Regions from separate parts of the Homo sapiens genome. Here region 1 is linked to region 2. A link is a contact called in ENCODE Hi-C data. All regions are on one chromosome and are shown on one strand. Each heading gives the region's core, a stretch centred on a gene start or an enhancer-like site at or near the end of the contact. The rest is flanking DNA. Distances are from core to core; before and after follow the strand shown.

The links. A loop is a pair of places that touch in the nucleus more often than their neighbours do. Pooled maps may share reads with other maps.
Region 1: a pooled map shows a loop between it and region 2 (13-fold over the local background). The contact joins the promoter of LENG9 here to the promoter of NR1H2 in region 2. A Hi-C loop is called at or near these places in 1 of 168 maps with a recorded cell type or tissue (CD8-positive, alpha-beta T cell) and 10 of 50 pooled maps.

The regions. Positions count from the first base shown.
Region 1 is chr19:54,462,223-54,465,133 of GRCh38, reverse strand. It overlaps LENG9 (leukocyte receptor cluster member 9), which reads left to right and starts at 1,356. Exons shown (of 1, transcript NM_001301782.2): 1 at 1,356-2,911. The coding sequence starts at 1,608. CDC42EP5 (CDC42 effector protein 5) reads left to right here. Exons shown (of 3, transcript NM_145057.4): 3 at 1-108. The coding sequence ends at 33.
Region 2 is chr19:50,374,361-50,377,706 of GRCh38, reverse strand. NR1H2 (nuclear receptor subfamily 1 group H member 2) reads right to left here and starts at 1,250. Exons shown (of 10, transcript NM_007121.7): 1 at 1,131-1,250; 2 at 881-988; 3 at 59-120. The coding sequence starts at 101. RefSeq lists a silencer at 620-709 and an enhancer at 530-1,341.

The DNA of each region.
Region 1 (2,911 bases), core at 107-2,606, 4.1 Mb before region 2:
GACCTCGAGCTGAACGACGTCATCGGCCTCTAGGTTCCCTCATTCCCCGCGCCCTTCCCGCCCGGCACCCCACTTCTGTATACATAAACGGCCAAGGTGTGTGCCCGGGCTCTGACTTTTCACTTTGCACGTGGAAAGGGATGAATGATAGGGTCCTGGCGCCTCTGAGAGCCGGATGTGTCACCCGGAGGCCTGGTCCGGGTCCGATGATTGCCCTGGGGTGGGGGTGCGGCTCCTTTAAGAGAGCCCGAGGGCGTGGCCAGGCGGTGCCCCTTGCAGAGGCGGCGGCTCCCGCAGTCCCATTCGTCAAATACTGTGCGCCACCGCCGGCCGGACGTGGTCCTGGGGCCGGGCCAGACTCAGCCACCGCGGGGCCAGCCGAGGCGGGGCTGCAGAGTGCTGCAGCCCCAGGAGTCTTTCTGGCCCTGAACGCCTCAGGTGGACTCCGACCCGGCGGAGCCGCCGTTTACTCTGGGAGCGGCTGCAGAGGGAAGTGTCTGAGAACACTTTTAGAGCAGTAGGGGCCTGGTCTCCGTGGGGGAAGGGTCCGCAGGCATCTTGGTTCTTTAAGGCCCCCGAGGGATGGGGCCGAACATGCAAATGATTTGGACTGAGGGGCCAGGTTCTCGTAAGTTTCCCAGAGGGGCGGGGCCGCAAATGTAAATCACTTGGACTGAGGGCGGGTCCAGGTTCTTTAAAGACGTCCCCTCATGGGCGGGGCACACAGGTATCACCGGGAAAGGGGCGGGGCACCACATGTAAATCACCGGGAAAGGGATGGGACACAGGTAAATCACCCGGAAAGGGGCGGGGCACCACATGTAAATCACCTTAAAACGGACAGGGCACACATGTAAATCACTTGGGGAGAGGCACACACGTAAATCACCCGGAAAGAGGCAGCACAAAAGTATCACTGGGAAAGGGCCAGGGCACGCATGTAAATCACCCGGAACGGGGCGGGACACATGTAAATCACTTGAGAAGGGGAGAGGCACTCGTAAATCACCCGGAAAGGGGCGGGGCATTACATGTAAATTACCCTGAAAGGAGCGGGGAACATATGTAAATCACTTGGGAAGGGGAGAGGCACACATAAAAAAAAAAAAAAATCACCTAAAAGGGGTGGGGCACTCGTAAATCACCAGGAAAGGGGCGGGGCACCACATGTAAATCACCGGGAACGGGGCGGGGCACTACATGTAAATCACCTAAAGGTCGAGGCACACGTAATCATCCCGAAAGGGGCGGGGCATTACATGTAAATCACCCAGAAAGAGGCAGCACACATCAATCACCGGGAAAGGGGCGGGGCCAGGCTCCCAAGAGCTCCGGGAGACCGAGACTGCCGCAGCCTTTACGCAGCTTGCTTTCCTGGCGCTGGGGGAGGGCGCAGCCGGGAAGTCCCAGAGCAGCGGTGTCAGGCTCTCCACCAAGGAGGGACTGGGCCAGAGTCCTCGCGAGGGCACGCGGCGTGGTCCCCAGAGCTAGGCCGGAGCGCGGGCCGCTGACGCCACTGTCGGGTGAGGCTCGGTGCATCCAAGGGGAGCCGCCCTCCGTGCGGGGCGACCTCGTCTGCGCGGCGGGCGTGCCAGTTCCCCGCACCCATGGCAGCGGCCAGAGAGCCGGAGTTGCCGCAGGAAGCCCCCGCCACGGAACCCGCGCCCCCGCCGGCCTGCCGCTTCTTCCTGGAAGGCCGCTGCCGCTTCGGCGCCCGCTGCCGCCAGCCCCACCCTGGGGCGCCGGCGCCGCCTGGCCGCGAGGCGCAGCCGGAGGCCGGGGCCAAGAAGCCGCCGCTGCGCACAGCCGCGGACGTCATCCAGCGCATCCGCTGGGACCCGCGCCTCGACCCCGCCGACTTCTCGGTGGGCTACGTCGACCGCTTTCTGGGTGTGCGCGAGGAGCCCTTCAGCGCCTTTTGCTGGGACCAGCCGCTGGCGGCGCTCGGGCCGGGCGTGCTGGCAGTGCCCCAGCACCGCGTGCGCTTCTTCCGCTTCCGTGGCCGCCTTGTGTGGGACCGCGCCTCGCGCACCGACCTCGTCTTTGGCTCTGGCTCGGCGGCGGGACGCGGGCCCACCATCCTGGACGCACCGAACACCGAGGGCGCCCACGGGGCAGAGGGTGCCGAGTGGACACTGGCGGGGACAGGTCAGGAGGCCCAGGCTGCCCCCAAGCGAGGGAGCACAAGGCCGCTCTGCACAGGGCACCAGGAACCAGGCGTGGAGGAACCCGGAGAGCTGGAGGCGGCCCAGGAGAGGGCGCTGGGCACAGCTGCTGATTTGGGAACACTGGCCCCAAGAGGACGCCTCGCCGGAGTGACTGAGGCACTGAAGCCAACAGCAGCCACCAGGACCACATTGCTGGGGGGCAAGGAAGCACAGGCCCTGGGAGTCCCGGGGGGCTCCGCTGAGACGACAGAAGCCGAGTGGGGTCCTGCGGCCTGGCCCGAGGACAAAAGGGCCCGCCTTAGTGTTGCAGCCCCTTGCCAACCGCGCCCCACACATTTTGTGGCCCTCATGGTGACCGAGCCTGGGCTACAAGCAGAAGTGACCAAGGCCCAGGAATACCTGGTCCACGTGGCCCCACACTGCGCCAACTTCCTAGTGCCCTCTCAGAACCTACACCTGACCCTGGCCCTGCTGCGACTGGCAGGCGCTGGGGAGGAGGCCGCTGCCATTGGAGCTCTGAGACGGGCCCTCTTGGCCCCGGGGCTAAATGCACCCCCTCGGCTGAGCTTTAGAAAGCTGGTCCTCCTGGGCCCGCATGTGCTGTGTGCCCCACCCTCTCCCACACTGGAAAGCATGGCACAAGTGCTGAGCCAGAGGCTGGAAGCCGAGGGGCTGAGTACACTACAGTCTCCAGGGCAGCTGCACCCCCACCTCACCGTGGCCAAGGTGCCCCATGGTTCCCA
Region 2 (3,346 bases), core at 1-2,500:
GTACAGTGAGCTTCTGCTCGTGTGTGATAAGGGCTGGGTGGGGAAGAGAGTCACTCACCAGGCAGGGGGGTATCCAGGGAACTCGTGGTAGGAGAGGACATGGTGGGGTCACGGAGCAGCCTGTAGAATACAGGGGATTGAGAGCCTTGTGGGGCTAAGAAGGGTTAGGTTAGGTCAGTTACAGGTCCTGACAGGGCTTTCCCTTTTTTTTCCATCTCTCCAAAGACCCTACTCTCAGCCACAACCCTGGTTCCTGCCAGCCTACAAACCCTCCCCATCCTTCTAACAAGACCTGCCCCCTTCTGTTCCACGCCAGCCTTCAGCTTGGTCTTAAGCCCCGCCCCTGCTGTAGGCCCCGCCCCCTCAGGTCCAATCCACCTGCTTTTTCTAGGTAGGGCCCATTCTCCTTTAATCATGCTCTGCCTTCACGGCCTCCATGCCATGTAGTTTCCCCCCACCTCCTCTTCTTAAGACTCTACCTCACTTCTGCCCCAAGCATCCCTATTTCTCATTCTGACCCCACCTCCTCCTACTATGCTCCGCCCTCAACCTTCCAGGTTCAGCCCCTAAAGCCCCCATCATGGGCCTCCCAACACCTTGCCCCGCCCCATATGCATCCCTCCCTCCAAGCCTCACCCCCACAACCTCGCTCCAGGTCCCCATCCCCTCCCATCATGCCCCGCCCCCGCCCCGCCTCCTCCCTTCCTACTGCACCCCCACAACCTCGCTCCAGGCCCCGCCACATCTCCTCCCATCATGCCCCGCCCCCAGCCCCGCCTCCTCCCTTCATGCCCCGCCCCCGCACCGCGCTGCAGGTCCCGCCCCATCACCTCCCATCATGCCCCGCCCCGCCTCCTCCATTCATGCTCCGCCCTCGCACCTCTCTCCAGGTCCCGCCCCTCTCCAAGCAACAGCGGGGGGCGGGGCTCATGGCTGCGCGCGGGGGTCTCGTGGACGGCCTCTCGCGGAGTGAACTACTCCTGTTGCCCTGGAAACAGCCGCGGGAGGCGCGAATTACCGAGGGGAGGAAATGGAAGGAGAGAAGGGGGCAGAGCGGAGTACGCGGGGAGCGCCGAGAAGCCCCGGGTTCGGGGCTCCTCCTGCGTCTCCCCACTCTCGGGTGCACCTACCTGGGTTCCCTTGCTCTGCTTTTCTTCGTCCTCCTCTTTAGCCCCTGACACACCGCCGCTACTCAAATACCCTCAAAAGTAACTTCGCCACTTCTTCCGGCAACCCCGCCCTTGCGTCACGTCCGGAAGAGGGGCGGAGCGTGAAACTTGACGAACTTCCGGTCCGCTTAGGACCAGCCGAAGCTGCTGCCCCGCACGGAAGTTGGAAACTCACCGGAAGTTTACCGGGTAGATCTACTGGGACTTGGCAGAAGAGTTCCGAACCCATTTCCTCGCTTCTTGGGAGCCAAACCTCCAGCCCCGCGCTTTGTGGCTTTAGCTCATTCATGCGCTTCTCTGAGCCTGCGGCCAAACCCTAGCTATAGCTGCTTGTCGCACATGACTGATTTAAGGCACGTTTGCACTTTTTTGGTCGTTACAAGTTTTCTGATTTTGGAGTCGTGCTGCTTGTTAGTTTTATTTATTTTTATTTATTTATTTGGAGAGGTCTCACTCTGTCACCCCAGACTGGAGTGCAGTGGTGTGATCTCAGCTCACTCCAGCCTCTGCGTCCTGGGTTCAAGAGATTCTCTTGCCTCACCCTCCCAAGTAACTGGGATTACAGGCATGTGCCACCACGCCCGGCTCATTTTTTTGTATTTTTAGTAGAGACAGGGTTTCGCCATGTTGGCGAGGCTGGTCTCGAACTCCTGACTTCAAATGATCCGCCTGCCTCGGCCTCCCAAAGTGCTGGGATTACAGGCGTGAGCTGCGGCACCGGGCTTATTTTTACTTTTTTTTTTTTGAGATGGAGTCTCACTCTGTTGCCCAGGCTGGAGTGCAGTGCCGCGATCTCAGCTAACTGCAACTTCCGCCTCCTGGGTTCAAGCGATTCTCCTGCCTCAGCCTCCCTTGTAGCTGGGATTACAGGTGCCCACCACCACGGCCGGCTAATTTTTCTATTTTTAGTAGAGATGGGGTTTCACCATGTTTGCCAGGCTGGTATCGAACTCCTGACCTCAGGCAATCCACCTACCTCGGCCTTCCAGAGTGTTGGGATTACAGGCGTGAGCCGCTGTGCCTGGCCAGATTTGAGATGTCAGAATTTTCTCATTGTTAAAATTTTGCAAAAATGGTTTCAATAACTTGGTGATTGGAAGAATTAAAAAAGCTCAGTCTCGGACCGGGCGCGGTGGCTCACGCCTGTAATCCCAGCACTTTGGGAGGCCGAGGTGGGCAGATCACCTGAGGTCGGGAGTTTGAGATCAGCCTGACCAACATGGAGAAACTCCGTCTCTACTAAAAATACAAAATTAGCCAGGCATGGTGGCGGGCGCCTGTAATCCCAGCTACTCGGGAGAGGCTGAGGCAGGAGAATCGCTTGAACCCAGGAGGCGGAGGTTGCGGTGAGCCGAGGTTGCGGTGAGCCGAGATTGCGCCATTGCACTCCAGTCTGGGTAACAAGAGCGAAACTCCGTCTCAAAAATAAAATGCAATAAAAATAAAGGAATAAAAGAATGGCTACTCCAGGTAGAGCAGCGGCTTGGGCTGTTCACTGTGATTATACTTATAGTTATTTCTTGATTATATACTAAACAACGGGTGGATTATTCATGAGTTTTCCAGGAAAAGGGTAGGCAATTCTCAGAATTGAGGGTTCCTCCCCCGTTTAGACCATATAGGGGAACTTCCTGACGTTGCCATGGCATTTGTAAGCTGTCATCGTGCTGGTGGGTGTGACTTTTAGCATGCTAATGCGTTATAATTAGTGTATAATGAGCCATGAGGACGGCTAGAGGTCACTCTCATCGCCATCTTGGTTTTGCTGGGATCTGGCTGACTTCTTTACTGCATATGCTGTTTTATCAGCAAGCTCTTTGTGACCCGTATCTTGTGCCAACCTCCTATCCTATCTCATCCTGTGACTAAGAATGCCTTAACCTCCTGGGAACGCAGCCCAGTAGGTCTCAGCCTTATTTTACCAAGCTCCTATTCAAGACAGAATCGCTGTGGTTGGAATGCCTCTGACATATGTGTATGCCTTTATAAAAAAGAAATGGGACTATGTGATCCATGCTCTTCTGTAACTTATTATGTCTACTCAGGCCCATCGTTTGAGATTGTGGAATTTTCCACCTAGGGATGTTAGAAGCGAAACAAGTGATTAACATGAGCGTTGGAAATGGCAGAACCTGGTGTCTCTGTCACTTCCTTCCTGTGTAACACTGAGCCCAGTT